Linked DNA regions of Mus musculus: region 1 is linked to region 2. Evidence: chromatin loops called from intact Hi-C (ENCODE). Cell type or tissue: heart. All regions are shown on one strand.

Evidence for each region. A loop is a pair of places that touch in the nucleus more often than their neighbours do. Peaks named below come from ENCODE experiments on the same cell type or tissue, not always from the same donor. Only the 100,000 strongest peaks of a DNase experiment are listed, where the experiment ranks them.
Region 1: it touches region 2 in a loop (2.6-fold over the local background); 5 of 42 quality-filtered maps call a loop at or near these places.

The regions. Positions count from the first base shown.
Region 1 is chr8:61,829,601-61,837,600 of GRCm38, forward strand. The region is part of intron 2 of Palld (palladin, cytoskeletal associated protein); the gene reads right to left. Among named protein-coding and RNA genes, the nearest start is that of Palld, 69 kb to the right of the region's middle. In heart, no CTCF peak of the experiment used is centred here; DNase peaks (open chromatin) are centred at 1,461, 2,601 and 3,801; H3K27ac peaks cover 262 bases.
Region 2 is chr8:61,704,276-61,712,275 of GRCm38, forward strand. Palld (palladin, cytoskeletal associated protein) reads right to left here. Exons shown (of 22, transcript NM_001293772.2): 5 at 7,100-7,205; 6 at 4,718-4,792. Among named protein-coding and RNA genes, the nearest start is that of Gm51576, 23 kb to the left of the region's middle. In heart, no CTCF peak of the experiment used is centred here; a DNase peak (open chromatin) is centred at 4,866.

The DNA.
Region 1 (8,000 bases), 130 kb after region 2:
TTAGTTACTTCTACAATGTTTGCACTTCAGTAGTAAACAAATCGAAAAATCTGCACCCTTGGAAAAGAAATCATACAAAGAAGGGTTACCTAGTTCCTTCCAGGCCTTAGTTGGCAGCTCATCTGGGGTTAGAAAAAGATCTGGGTATTTTTTTTATAATGATATTTATTTATGTGTGGAACAGGTACATGCTATGAGCATGCAAGTCTGTATGTGGTGTGGAAGTCAGAAGACAACTTTCAGGAGGCCATTCTTCCTTTACTCCACCTGATACCTGGGCAAGTGTCTTTACTGCTGACAAAATTTAGTTTGTTTTTGAGGTGACCATTCCCTTGACCATTAATTTAAAAGCCATGTTAACATGAGTGGCAGAAGGAAAACTCAAGGAAGAAAATTGACGAATAGTTTTATGTGCAGTTTTCTGGGGACTTCTTAGTTGTATTACAATTTGTCTTTAATCATGGAGACATTTTAATGAGGCCCAATTTTAGTGTCTGTTACTGTAACTCCATGGGTCTCCATGGTCTTCGGTCCATCCAGAGAGGGCTTGCAGGAGTCTGTAGGATCTGGCCTCTGGCTGGAGCTGTACAAGCCTGGTATCTTCCCAGCTTCAGGGCATAGTGGCATCCACTTAAGACATTTTCATCTTCAAGACAAATCCTTTCCCATTTTCCACAGACAGTGCCTACCCCGTTATTCTAGGTCATCCTGCTTTTTAGAGTCAATGACTTATAAGCAACATCCTCCTTATAGCAGTATTATCTGTGTATATGCATTTCTTTTATTTTTTCTTTTTTTATTATGTATTTTCTTAAATTACATTTCCAATGCTATCCCAAAAGTGCCCCCCCCACTCCCCTACCCACCCATTCCCATTTTTTGGCCCTGGCATTCCCCTGTACTGGGGCATATAACGTTTGCCTGACCAACTGAATAAATATACACCTGTTTCCAGTACCATAGGGTTATCTTACCAAATAGCAAAAACCAAACCAGCCAACCAACGAAATGAAAACCAGATTTTTATAAAAATGTACTTACAGGTTAAAACTCCACGACAGTGCAGTTGGATCTACCTTCTACAGAGCTCATAGTCTTACTACAGTGCTTACAAGAACAGGTAGACAAATATAGGTATGAATAGACTCATGAGTTTCGTACCTGGTTCCCCAATAATATGATTCCTGAAATAGGCACCGTGGAACAGCCACTCCTTTTGAAGGCAGCACAAGTCACTTTGATTTAATGCTTTTTAATTCATGTGGATTGCTGAGAATAATCACTTTCCTGCTATTTGCAGTATTCGTGTTCCAATTTAAGCCACTTTTAAGCAATGTTTCAAAAGAAATCTGTCTGGTTCAGATTATGTGTGAACCTGATACCAGAGGCTGCCGGGTAGTTTCGGATTGCAATGTCAACACTGTGTTCAGTCCTAACACTTCCCAGCGTCTGTTTCCTTCCTGGCTGGCAGGGTTACTGGATGAGCATCTTCATTCTTGAGGGATTGAGTAAGGTGAAGGCTGTCACTGTGGAGAGCGAGTGCCCTTAAAGGATTCGAGGGCCTTTTCTTAGAGGTCATGCATTTTATTTAGTATAACTGAACTAGTTTGTTTCACAAGCTGAAACCATAACCCACCACAATCTATGGTTGCTGTGAAATTACTCCTGTGTTATCACACCCCTGCATTTTACTAAACAGGACCATTTTAAATAGTCCTATGAAATAAACAGTGACCACACACACACACACACACACACACACACACACACACAGTCATTTAGATGCCTTATGGACCCAAACATGTCTCAGTGAGAGTTGGGTGAGACCTCTGGTTTACACTTCTCCTTATTTCCAAAACTCCATATTCCCCATTGTCCCTATGTCAGCACTGCAGTGAGATTCTTCTATTTGAAATATGTATATTTGAACTCATTATCCTAACATAGCTCAGCAGTGTTTGTCTTTTGATTTAATTCTCTTTTCTGGTGGTGAAGTCCAGTGTCCAGGTGCAGCTGTCCTTTGCTGAGTGTAAGAACAAATAATTCCTGCATTATTTATCAGAAGGGTGGGATCAACATCACATACTCTCAACTTTCAATGACTGCCTGCTTCCCTTTCAGCAAAGCTACACTAAGGTTCACCTTCTTATACTCTTGCTAATGGCACTGATCAGCTATTACACAGGCTTTCCTCTTTGGAGACTACAGAAACAAAGAGCCCTAGCAGACAAAATAAAATGCAGTATAGTGTGAAAGGCTTGGTATGCTTAAAAGTCCCAGGGTGCTTTCTTCACATTACTCTTTTCTTCCCAGGAAAATATTTCTTGATAAAGACTTTGCAATTCCCTTTGAGTCAAAGGGGGGATTTTAAGCACCACATAAGAACTGTAAGATGCTATTTTAGAGCACATAAAACCATATGGGTAGTTCATATGTTCCGCCCTAGTCCTGTAATAACCTCTGTGTCTGCTATTTCAATTGCCATGTGGAAAGTTACATTATAAAGTGAACCTTGCCATTATATAAACATAGAACAAAGACACACCTTAGGTCGGGCTTTACAACAAATGGCGGATCATTATTGCTTCCTCTGGTATTTCCTTTGCAGTGCTGATTATGATGAGGTCCTGGCATAATGACAATGGATACCATTCCAAAGAAATTCCATTTTCACTTATGTAACAGGATGCTAGAGTAGGTGCTTATCTGGCCTCTATGTCAACTGAAGCACAAGTACGGTAGGTACCAGTCAGCCATGTGGGTTTGAAATAAAGCCACAGATGAGAGGATTAAAAAAACACACCCCCCCCCCAAAAAAAAACCTCTTTTAGGACTCTCAATCAGGCTGGACACAGTGGTAGAGAACAAAAAAGGATAGAAAGGCTGGCAAAACAAATCCCTTAGTATCCCATTACCGGAGGGATCTCCTGCGCAAGGAATGAAGAGTGGGTACTCTCACCTAGCTACAAACCTAGGGATGGAGGAAGGGACAAGCATAGAGTTCTGGACTTGACCTTGCATTTGGCACACACAGAAGGCTAATAACCAGTTTGTTCCTGAGAAAGCTGAAGTATAAAGATGACTGAGTTCTGTCTGTTTCAGAAAATCCCAGAAGAAAGTTGTAATGATTTATACATGCTTGGCTCAGGGAGTGGAACGATTAGGATGTGTGGCCTTGTTGGAGTAGGTGTATCACTGTGGGGATGAGTTTAAGACCCTCACTCTAGCTGCCTGGAAGTGAGTCTTCTCCTTGCAGCCTTAAGATGAAGATATAGAACTCTCAGATCCTCCTGCACCATACCTGCCTGGATGCTGCCATGTTCCCACCTTGATGATATTGGACTGAACCTCTGAACCCGTAAGCCAGCCCCAATGAAATGTCCTTATAAGACTTGTCTGTTCATGGCAGTAAAACGTTAACTAAGACAGAAGTCTGAGAGGTCAGAGAATATAACAGTAAATGTAGGAAATGTATTCTGTTAGGGTAGATACACTAGGGCTCCCTGGATGGGTTAAGAAGAGAGTGAGACAGAAAGGAGAGGCTAGCAGTGAATAGCTGATCTGCCAGGGGTAAAGGACACTTACATGGCTCAAAATGAGAATGTTTCTGCCAGGCTAAGGGGTACTTGAGGAGTGAGACTACAGGGAACCTACAAAAGCACTCAGTGAGACCCAGAGTTAGTGCAAGCCATAGCTCAGAGAAAGCAAAGCTGCCCACTGGGACACTGTTCTGTCCCTTTACCTTTCCCCCTTATCGCACTTCCTTGCTGGCAGGAAATGTGTGGACAGGAGGGAAGAGGTTAGTAGAGAGTCTCCTTGCCCTGTGCTGGCTCACAGCCTTGACCATGTTCTCCCTGAGGGAGGGGAGGCAAGGTCATCGCTCTCAGCATGATAGGTTCTTAGAATTACATGGGACTGGACCTTCTCGTTCTTGAAGGAGGTTGCTTCTGAATTAAAGTGAACATGGGGCATCTTACTAGAAAGTGGATCATGTTTATGAAGATTCTGCTTGTTAGATCACTGAACCTAGCTTCTTTCTCTCTCTCTCCCAGAAATCAGTCCACACACCCTTGCACTCTCTGTTCATAAAGTTGATAGGCAAAATGTGCTGTGGCCTGTGTTCTTTCTTCTTTTGTGCAAGCCCAGTCCCAGGATACACTGAGTTACAATTTAACTTTATCTAGTGCCTCCTAGATTTGTGATATGATTCTGTTCCCCAAACATATGTAAGATAGAAACTCTCTTTGGGTCATGACACAGGGTTCTGACTCTCCCATTTCTTTTTTCAGGGACCCATCAATGCCTGCCAGTGTAGTGCAGTGACTCTCCTAATGGATGTCCTTGAAGAATTTATCCCAGCTTCCTTATGAACCTGCTAACCTTTACACCACCACCGTGGGATGAGGAAAGATAATTTCCATGTATTCCACGTATCCAAAGGGGATAGTAGACAAGGGCAATAGGCTCTGAATGGTTTCCTCCTTCAGTTGGTCTACTTCTTCGTGCTGAGATTGAGATAAAGACAACAGCTAGGGTTCAAAGTAATACTTAAAGAGACACATAGCAGCTAGGAGAACAGTGGGGGCCTTTGCCATAGGATAGGTTCCAACTCATTGGAACCTACTTGGTTATGTGGAACTCTACAGGGCAAACATAGATTAAACAAACAGCAAGTGGAAACCCGAGTGCAGAGCCAGTGGTTTTAGATGCTTCTTGGGAGAGATTGCAGATCCCCAGTTTGTCTGCTGGCTAATCTGTGCATGGAGGCACTCAGAATAAATGGAGCCAGAAGCTTTAGACAATGGCCTCACTCCTTTTAGGCTGCATGACTCAGATGCAAGGGAATGTTGGATACACAGCATACAATGGGTCTGAAGGCATCTGGGTGGTGCCCTCAAGTTTTGATACTTCATCCTGTGTCTTTCTCGCTAACACAAACTTCTGTACTTTCCCATATTCATTTTTATTTTATTGTTAAGTCAGTTTGAGGATATTAAAGTTAATATTAAATGATACTAACAATGATTTTTTTCACAAATATAACTGAATGCTTTATAAGCTAGGACAGAATAAAGATCTTAAGCTTTGCACAAGGAATGGGTATTTTTGCTTTAGAAATAAATAGCTCTTAAAACTTTTATTTATTTATTTGATTACATGTAGGTGTGTGTGTGTGTGTGTGTGTGTGTGTGTGTGTGTGTGTACACCTCCATGTGCACACAGCATATGTGTGGAGGTCAGAGGACACCTTGTGGGAGTCAGTTTTGCTCTTCCTTCATATGGGTACTAGAAAGTTGTCAAGCTTAGTGCAACATAACTCTGTCCCTACTATTTTTAGTTCAGGATATTCAGGTATTAATTTGCATACTTAAAAATACTATACTGTATTCTGTTTACTTATGCAAAATTTTACCTCAAAAGTTCCATTTTTGAAAAAAAAAGTGACTGTAAGAAAAAAAATCAGTTTTTTTTTCTTTAACTCCTGTTTCCTATTTGTAAAGGTACTAGAAGTATGGTACCATTTATAAACACACAACATGTGTTAAGAACTTTGCTGAGAGGACTGGTGGGAAGGCTCATTGAGTGAAAGTACTTGCTGCCTACCAATCAATGATGTCCTGAGTCTGATCCCTGGGACCCAAAGGATGGAAAGAGAGAATGGATTATCTTAAGTTGTCCCCTGACCTTCACATGCATGCTTTGCTATGCATACTCTTTCTACACATACACACACACACACACACACACACACACACACACATATATATATATATATATATATATATATATATATATATATATACATATACATACACACATGCACATACACATATACACACACATATACATACATACATACACAAACACATTCTTAATTAAATGTAGCCAAAAATTTTAAAAAATATATGTAATATAAAAAATATGCTTAGAGGTTAAAATTTTTCTCTGTTCCACAGTGTTATCCTTTTAGATTGTCTTAGATACATTTTACAAAGGGGAAATGGAGACTTACAATAACTGAAGAGTACACTTTTAGGTGACACCATTTGCACCTGAGCCTCTCTCTGCAGAACAGAATCCATATCTTTTAACAACTATGCCACCTGAATGCAACCTTTTAGATAAATCATGAATGAAGTGTCCAGCTTGCACATGATACCGAATACATAGATGAATAACGAGGGATTAAAGCAATTGCCTTGGAGTGAACTGTATCTCTATTCTGAGTCTGTTACACTTGGGAAGTCCATCCAGAAACAGAACATCTGGTTCATGTCCTACTATGGCAGCTCCTTCAGCCTCTTGCTTTTAGTTTTATGACAAAGCAGAGGCAGGGATGATTGATGTGCTAATTGAAGATCCTTACTTCTAATAAACACTCAGAGCCAGATTTCTAAAACGAATAGCCTCAAGGATGCTTTTGAAGAAGCCCAGAGGATAACATACTTCTCCAGCAGGCCTCAGGTCTGAATAGAGTGGTCCCATCTCCCCCCCTGTAGGCAAATCCAGGCATCCTTCCCTTTTCCACTGAAGAGTCTCTGGTCATCCATGATTGTTTCAGATAGCATTGTTTTCTATAGCTTTTTATTCTGTACTGTGTTCCCAACTACCATTGGCATATACCCCCTTAGCTCTTATTGCTACCATTTGGAGATCATAGACAAGCATACTTTTCTGGGAGGGGGAAGAGGACGTCTTTAGTAATGGTAGATTTATATTCCATATTTTTATTTCAAACTCCATTAAATGCCTCTCGGTAGAAGAAACTAAAATAATAAATCTCTTACTTCTCATTAAGTAATTAAAAGGATAGAAATATAGGAGAGTTTCTCAAAACTCTGATGTTATAAAGGCTATTTCTCTTTGGTGCATTTCCTCCCATTCTGTGTAAGATGCATTTTACTCCACTGAAATCATACTGACGACTAGTAGAGCAATGAGCTATGTTTGTCTTTTAAAGACTACCGAAGCTCTTCATTTCACCAGAGAACTGATGGCTCATATTGACAGAGCCCAACAATTACATTCTGCTACTTTTCTCAAGTCAGGTTTGTTACTGGAAAGGGATGAAAGCAAGAACGGAGAAAGGTTTCTTAGCATATGAAAGTATGAGGATGTTTAAATTACTTGCTTCTTAATTAAAACTCCTTTACAGTTTACTTATGTGGACTGGAGAGATGAGTCAGTGGTTATGGGAACTGGCTGCTCTTCCAGAAGACACAGGTTTGGCTCCTAGCACCTCAGCACAGCTCAGAATCACTTGTAACTCTAGTTCTAGGGGATCAGATAGGATCTTCTGGTCTCCATGAGGACTAGGCACACATGTAATGTGCATATATATATATATATATATATATATATATATATATATATATATATATACATATACATATACATATACATATATATATGCAAAACATCCATGCATGTAAAAATAAAATGATTAAAAAAGAATGTACTTAACCTTAAACAGTTTAATGTACTTATGGGGGTCAGCATTACAACAGCTTTATAATATTGTTACTTTTAAAAAATTTAGGCCGGGCGTGGTGGCGCACGCCTTTAATCCCAGCACTCGGGAGGCAGAGGCAGGTGGATTTCTGAGTTCGAGGCCAGCCTGGTCTACAAAGTGAGTTCCAGGACAGCCAGGGCTATACAGAAAAACCCTGTCTCGAAAAACCAAAAAAAAATAAAAAATAAAAATAAAATAAAAAAAAATAAAAAATTTATAGGTAAGGGTCATACCTATAGACATGACCATCTGTAGTGACAGAGGAATGTGTGACCTGGATCACTGAGTCTCTTGGTATGATTTTGTAGCTCTACAGATTTCCCCAGATTGAAACAGATGAAAAATATCAGTACTGCAACATGGACAGACTCCTACTACCAGCCGTAGATTGGCGGCCTGAAGATTAAGAAACGTAACAGGGAAATGAAGAGTGAAAAGTTAGCTAGCTCTCTTAATCAATTAGAAGTTGAAAAAAGAAGTCTTAGTA
Region 2 (8,000 bases):
AAGGGTCTGGGGGAGTAACAGTGAGTCACAAATCTTACAGCAAACGGGAAAAAGTAAAAGTAGTATGTGATTTAGCAAATGTTCCTTGCGTAGGGTGTGTGCTAAAGCACTGTGCATAGTCTAAAAGCCTATAGTATTTTCCTATCAATTATTAAAGTAGAAGAATGATGTCTGGATTTGGACAGTAAGGAGAATGTGTGTGTGTGTGTGTGTGTGTGTGTGTGTGTGTGTGTGTGTGTAAATGAAAAGTTTAAGGTTATCAGCTACTGGGGTTGGAGCTGTAGAGTCGATGGAAGAGCGCTTACTTACTACGCTTGAAATCTCATTTAAAAATTTTCAGCACAGACAGAAGTAGATGCTGGATGATCACAACCTTAAAGTGATCCTCAGCTATATTGAGGATGTGAGGCTATCCTGGGCTACCTGAGACTTATTCTTAAAAAAAAATCAACTAATGATTGCATTCTTTTTTCCATTTGTGTTTTAAAGTGCAACAAGTCGCTGGGCTTTGAATCTCTTTTCATGTTTTACTATATTTGTTTATTCACTGTGTGTGGGACTGGGGTATACACATGCCAGAGCATAACTCAAGGGAGTTGGTTCTCTCCTTCTACCATGTGGGTCCTAGGGAATAAACTCAGGCTTGGTTAAAAAAAAAGTGCCTTTATCAGATGGGACATGATGCTAGCCCTAGAAAATCTCTGACTTTTAAGTAAATGTTTTGTAGTTCATGAATGTAGCCAGAGATGAGTTAATTTAGTGTTTCAGAGCACAGTGTGCGGTCCAGCTTTCTATGAGCCAACCTATGAAATATCTCCAGGAAGCTAGTTCTGGTATATAACAAATGACACCCAAATATTTTTCATGTTTAAGCTTTTAGGCATCAAAGGAGATTAGATTTATTCCTAAAACCATGTGGCTTTTTCCCTTTGTGTTTAAAAGCAAGAGAAATAGCAAAAGCACAGATGCCTACCGATAAAGGGCAACAGAAATGTATGCTTGCTCCTAGACTTCAGTTCCAGCTTGCCTTCTACTGTAGTGAGAGGCATGCACATGTGTACACAAAGACACGGACACAAAGACACACAGACACAAAGACACACACACAAAGACACACACAAAGACACATACATACAAAGACACAAACACACAACGACACACACACAAAGACACATACACACAAAGACACAAACACACAACGACACACACACAAACACACACACACAGGCACATGCATCATAGATGGTTAAGCCCAGTAAGCCATTAAAACAAACAAGGAGGAGCCCTCAGAATGATGAGAATCAACCTTCAGAAGCTGTGCTTAGCCATCTGAATCATAATTCAGTGTGGAATCTGGGCGCCCTGGATGCTTCCGGCTCCATATGAAGACCTGTCAACACAGATCATGTTCACTTGGCACTGTGGTTCCCTGGAAGGGTCTAAGGAAAGAACAGCCCTCTGGAGTAGCCATCCAGTGACCATCCTTGTTACCCATGCTGGGAATCTTTAGAGAAACACGAGGAAATAGATGGAGGTACTCCTTTGATAGGAAGAGTCCCCTTGCCATGCACTGTCACTGCCATGCACAAGAGGAATGCCAGAGAATCAGTGTGATGAGTCCAAGTGTCATCTGAGTTAAGAGCAGGTGCAGGGTCATTGTCTAAACCTGCTCCACTAAAGCCTAGCCTAAAAAGGATGCTGCAGACCACAGAGGGAAGCTGCTTAAAGGGAAAAGGAGAAAGCAGTTGCAGGGAGGAGATGTATCCAGCAGAAAGCAGGCATGCCACACCAGGCACCAGGTTAGAGGGTGGAGATGCACACACCGCTTCCACACACTCTCTGCCTTTCATTTCTTAAAAAAGCAACATATATTAAAAATCGTATTTCCCAGCCATGTTGTTAGTACACAGAACAGTTCATGATTTGATTTATATGTGTGGTAATTATGGTGGTAGTGGTGGTGGTGGGGGGGTAAGATAACTGTTAACAGTGTCTGTGTCCTAGCAGTTGGATTGCAGTGGATGACTCTGAGGTTTCAGTTCTAGATTTTTCAGCATGTTCTAGGTGTCCAGGAAGGAATCTCATGTTTACACGAGCCAGGCCATGACAAAGGAAGCATTTGACCTTGGGATGAAGGAAAACTAAATGGTACCTTTGTGTTCCTCCACCTGTACACTCAATATGGACTTGATCTGTTTAAATGAAGAGTCATGGGAGGGTTGGTCATAGTGGTGCAATGTTTAAAATCCCAGCACTGAGAAAATTGAGGAAGGAAGATTGTGAGTTGAAGGCTAGCCTGGGCTAAAGGTGTCTTAGCCTAAGGTGCCCCTGCATCCGATGAGTCATGGTTAGCAATGCATGATTTAACACAGTCTTCCAGAGATGTCCTTGAGAAGTTGGCTGTGAAAAACTCTTATACTTCATGTTGACTGTGAGCATGGTCCCTCTAGGCGGTCCCTGCTCAAAGCACCAGAAGAAAATATCTGTACCAGAGACTTAGGTTTGTCACAGTCTTAAAGGATTTCTTTGGCTTTTATTGTTTCTAGCTTTTTTTTTTGGGGGGGGGGGAGGCTTTTCAACAGATACCATTTGTTTTCTACGCTCACTGGGAAAAGGGTGACTTGTGGAAAGAGGCCTTTACTAAGCTTGGATTCAGTCAGGCTTCAGAGGGAAAATAACCCCCCCTACCCCCACAAAGATAACAAAGCTGCTTTTGGTGTGGCCTGACAGAAATTCCTTCTCTCCATCTCTCTCTTCCTTTCTCCAGAGGGTTCATACTCCCTAGCCCCGGCTTATCTTGAACTCACAGCACTCTTTGACTGCAGCATCCTGAGGCCAGGAATGATGCCCCTGAGCCACTCAGGCATCCTCACTGAGGATTTCAGAGTGGTTTTCTCATGTATCTTCAGTGTACTTGGAATTTTTTTTTTTTTTGTGAAAAGTGTGGAGTTCCATTTATTTTATTTTTTTTTTTATCTTACTAAAAGAATTCACTGTGTCCCCAAGTGTGTCTACGTGCCTGCAGTTATTGAAATATCTCTGCTATTCTGACTCCTCAGCAATTTGAGGAGACTCATGCCTTTATCCAAAAGTGTTTTGGATTTGGGATTTGGATTTGTTTTAAACACTGGAGTGTTTACATAGACATGGGGATATCTTGGGCATCGGATCTCTCCTAGTTAGCTTCTGCTGGCCTGGAATTACCCACTGAGTTTCAGTTGAGGGGTTGCCTCCATCAGACTGTCCCGTGGGCAGGACAGTGTGGTATTTTCTTGATTACTAATTGATGTAGGAGGGTCCAGACCACTATGGGTGGTGCCAATCCCTCCGCAAGGAGTCTTGGGTTATACAAAAAATGCTTGCTGAGCAGAAGCTAGGGAGCCAGTCAGAAAGCACAGCTCCTCCTTGATTTCTGCTTTCTTACTTGCTGTTACTTCCCTCTCTGTTGGATCGTGACCTGAACGCATAGCCACATAAACCCTTTCCTCCCCAAGTTGCTTTGGGTCATGGTGTTTATCATAGCAACAGAAAATACACTAAGGCAGGGCACAAGCAAACATGAAATTCAGTAATGTTTTCTGAATACCTAACCCACATATCCCAAGGAAATTTTATACAGTGTTTATATAATACACCTGCACGTGGACTGAGATTTGTCACTTTGTGTGTGATAGGATCTTCCACTCAGGCATCCGTCAAAATACGACATTTTAGTTTTTAAAGCATTTCAGATTATGGATGCTAAACTTTTAATGTAGATAACAGATCTTTAGGGTACCTTAGTATGTTATAAGGCAAGTTCATTTCTTCCATAATGGTGCCCCTTTTATTTCTTTAGTAGGACCCTGGCTATTTACAGTAACTCCCCCACCCCCTTACAACATAACTTTTAGAACCAGGCTACTAAATTCTATATCAAACAAATGGATAGAAACAAGAAACTTGTTGGGAGTTCAGCAAAATTGTATCAGAGATACCCTATGTCAGGGGACTAAGGACTTTATTAATCTTTCTACATGAGAATGGCTTATTTTTCCTCTTATTTGGCCTTTTAAAATGTCCATCAATAAAGTTTTAGACTCTCTCCAAAAAACACAAAGAAAGAAAGAAAGAGAATCTGCATGGACAGATTTCTGACTCCTGTCAGAATGGCATGGGACTCCTTCAACTTGGCAATGTAAATCTCCAACTTAAAACAAGTGGAAAAATCAGTTTTTTGTTTGTTTGTTTGCTTGGGTTGTTGGTTTTTTTTGTTTTTGTCTTGTAAAGCTTCCTAGATCTTTCAAGAGGTTTCCCTGGTAGTAAAAAAGTAACCTGACTGATTCTTGGGATTCATTGTACAGACTAGTCCTGGCCTCAAACTCTTAAAAACCCTTGCCCTTCTCCCTCCAAGTGCTGGGGCTACAGTTATATGCCATCATGCCCAGCTATAAAGAAAGGAAATAAATTAAACACTGAATTATTCATACCTCTCTTAGCTTTCCCATTAAGTCAGACATCTGCTTCACCTGCGTCCAACCACATTTCTCAATCTTGCATAAGAAAACAGCCATACAGTCATTATTCAATGAATACCTACCTATCCCCTAAGGTAACCATGGTGATCTGCCTATTAATATCTTCATTTCAAATCTTAAGGGCTGCTACATAAAGTCACATGTGAATGAAATTTAAGCACTAAAGAAAACATGGAGAATGAGACTTCCAGATGTCAGACCTTAGTAAAAACAGGAAGAAGGCAGCCCATGGTGGTTCCGTCAGGTCGGCAGAGATATGAAGTAGCGCTGTGAGCCTGAAAGAGCAGAGACACATGGATCAGATTCTCAACCTATACATCTTTGAAGGGATGAGCTAGAGAAGCCTTTCATTATGGGGATTGCTCCACGTGAGTGATTCCAGGCTATGGGAGTGTCGCCACACGTTACCCGCTAGTCTACTCTTACAGTACAGACATTGTTCTGCCCCCTAATTTCACATCTGTTACTCTTCTTTGGTCAAAAGGATATTGGAGGCAAGAGCTCCCTGGGTCCTGGGGGACTCTGAGAGCCTTTAAATGCTATTACCAAATGGATTTCTGTGTGTGGGACTTCCACAGGGGTCTGTTCAGACCGTCTCACAGACGCTATATTTTATTTTAAAATACATTCCGGATTCATTGAATCAAAAGGATAAGCTATGGGCAATGGAGGGTAAGGTAAGAAATGGGAACATCTGCCGATCTTGTTTTTAATGTGAACTCTGTCAGTAAAGGGAGATAGAAATTATGAGGGAAAGAAATAAAACTCATTTATTGATGTGTAAAAAATAAAAAATGTCAAGGCACTGAAACTGTTATTGAACAGCAGTCATCTCAGGGGAGGTAAAAGCTTTCAGAGTTGTGAATGGAAAATAAAAAGCAGGGAATGGAACTCTTTTGTGTGTGAAATTGCTTATTTTCAGGCAATCTGGACTTACTTATAAATCGATAGCCATCTGATCACATTTGTCTGGACACACTGTGTGACACCACAGTGCGGTGGAGATACTATGGCAGTGACAGATCTTATTCATTGTCCCAGGAATATATTTTACTGGCTTATGTTTCAGGAGGGAGGCCTGTGTCTCACTTTTCACTATCGTGGACATCCAAAGCATACACGAATACTTTTATAGCCTTACCCTGGGTCAGACATTGTTTGAAACGTCACATAAAAACTAAGTAAGAAACTCTTCACAACACCCCGGGGAGACACCCCTGGTCTTATCATCTCCAGTTTGCGGACAAAGGAATTAGGCCCAGAGAGGTTATGCTATTTGCTCGGAAGTCCCTTCAGTAAGTGGGTAGAGCTGGGATTTGAACCCAGAAACTCTGGCTCCCATATATTAAACATTTCTTCTCATTGGCTGTAAGGAAGAAATGATGAGCACTTCAGCCTCACATCTGTAAACTAGGACTCATTATTCGGAGTTCTTATAAATAAAGCCATTGACAATGTACTCTACACATCACTGTAGTGTTTGCATCTATACATCAATGTATGTTCTCATCTGTATCTCACAATACATTTGGTCATATTGAGAAGCTTCTAGAGTTTTGCCCAGCCAGACTGGGAAGGAGGGGGCGCTGATGACTTCTGCTTTCTGCTATTAAATATCTAGCAGAGTGGTTAGCATTTACATAAATTCTAGTTGAGAACTAAAAGCCAAACTCTTGAGTTAAGGCTACCATTAGTTTTGAATGAAAACTCTAGTTCAGTGGTTTAAAGGAAATACCTACTATGGCTGCCTCTACTGAGTCACTTATTCTTGTTGGTTTATGAACACAAATGTCTTTCCCCTAAAGTTCATCTCTTACATGTTACTATGTATGGCATGTGGTAGTTGTTATGATTCTGATAATATTGTGAGTAATAAGAACTCATGGAAGGCATGGGGATGCACACGAGACAAATCTTTTAACTAGGGATGGGTTTACTTACCAGGAGTGTCCGGGAAACCTACTACTACTGTTGGACTTACAGATTCACATCATATCAATTCTTTACAGACATTTGATTTTGTCTTTTACTTAAGGAGTAATGCTGATGGTGCTTGGAGAGTAAACCTACTACAGTCCCTTCCTAGAACTTGCTCTTTCTTCAATAAAACAGTCTCACACGGACCCTAAACCAATATTTAAAAACAGTATAGTGAAATCAAACCATTTTATTTTATTTTTTCTAAGCCATACTGTTTGGCCTTCTGAGATGGGAAAAGTTTTTGGTTGGTGTGTGAACATTATTGGTCTCTTTAAATAAATAAGCTAATGAGATAGGCTAACTGAAAGGAAGGTCAGAGAGGACAGTCAGAGCTAAGGCTTATTATCAGCTCAGAAATTCCTATTTGAGCTTGGCTGGTGACTTCCTGGTAGTGTGGCTGTGATTACAGATTATTCTTAATGAGCAAAAATGAGAACATTAACCATTATTTTTTTTCTTCCTTCGATTGTGGGTAGTTTTTCTTTTTTTTCCTCAGAAAATATTGCATGGGAATTTGTCAGTTAGAATTGAACTCGTATTCATAAAACAGAAGAGCCTGATGTTCCTGAACTCAGCTCCTTGGTGGCTGGAGGCACAATTACCTGTTGGACGGGCACAGATAGGGGCTGAATCACAGCTGTGGTCACTCCTGTTTTCGGAGCTGAGGATCCTATCGTTAAGGAAACGGACGTTGTTTTCTTCTGAGCTCTGGAAAATAGGGAAGCGAGTGTTAGGTAGAAGCTGTTTGTTTTTGTTGTTGTTTTGTGTTTTTATAAATTAGCAATTATTCTTTAAACTATTTTTACAGAAGACCTGGGTTTCTATTTGTAGACCCGGTCTACTTCCATTAAAATTTGTTTCAGAAGTTGGAACTTATCAAAACAAACTGCCAAAAGAGCTGTGTGGTCAGGACCTGGATAGAACTGACTTTAATAAACACACAGAAGAAAGAAAATGAACCAGAGGCAACTCACACTGATAAAGATTATTAAGGTATTATTTTTTTTAAAATCCCAAGAGAAAATAGAATCTTGGAAAGCTTCAATCTCTATCAGTTAGCAAATATTTGACATCTTTACGGTTAGGGTCCTATATTTAACTCAGTTTTAGTGTTTATTTTAGGGCTAACAGCTGTCGCTTTTGCTGGATTCAAATTTTGTTGAGAATTTTTGTCTTCTCTTAGTTCTGAGACTTTAGTGTTGTAGAAGAGAAAAACCAAGGGGAATCAGTCCATTGCCTGGCTCAGTGTGGCTGAGAGGGTGTGAAATCTCTGCATTTGAATTCTAATTTAAATCAGAAAAAAAATGTACAAATGTATAGTCTTCATTAGCAATGATGATTATCTGATGTTGACTGGACATGATTTTTCAAATAAAATACGATTATTTTATTATTGTAACAGTCTTACAGTACAGTATTTATATTAATGTGTAAGATCTAATCAGGGAAATTAGCATTTTAAATAGAGATAACTGTTATATATTTACTAGCAACAAAAAACAT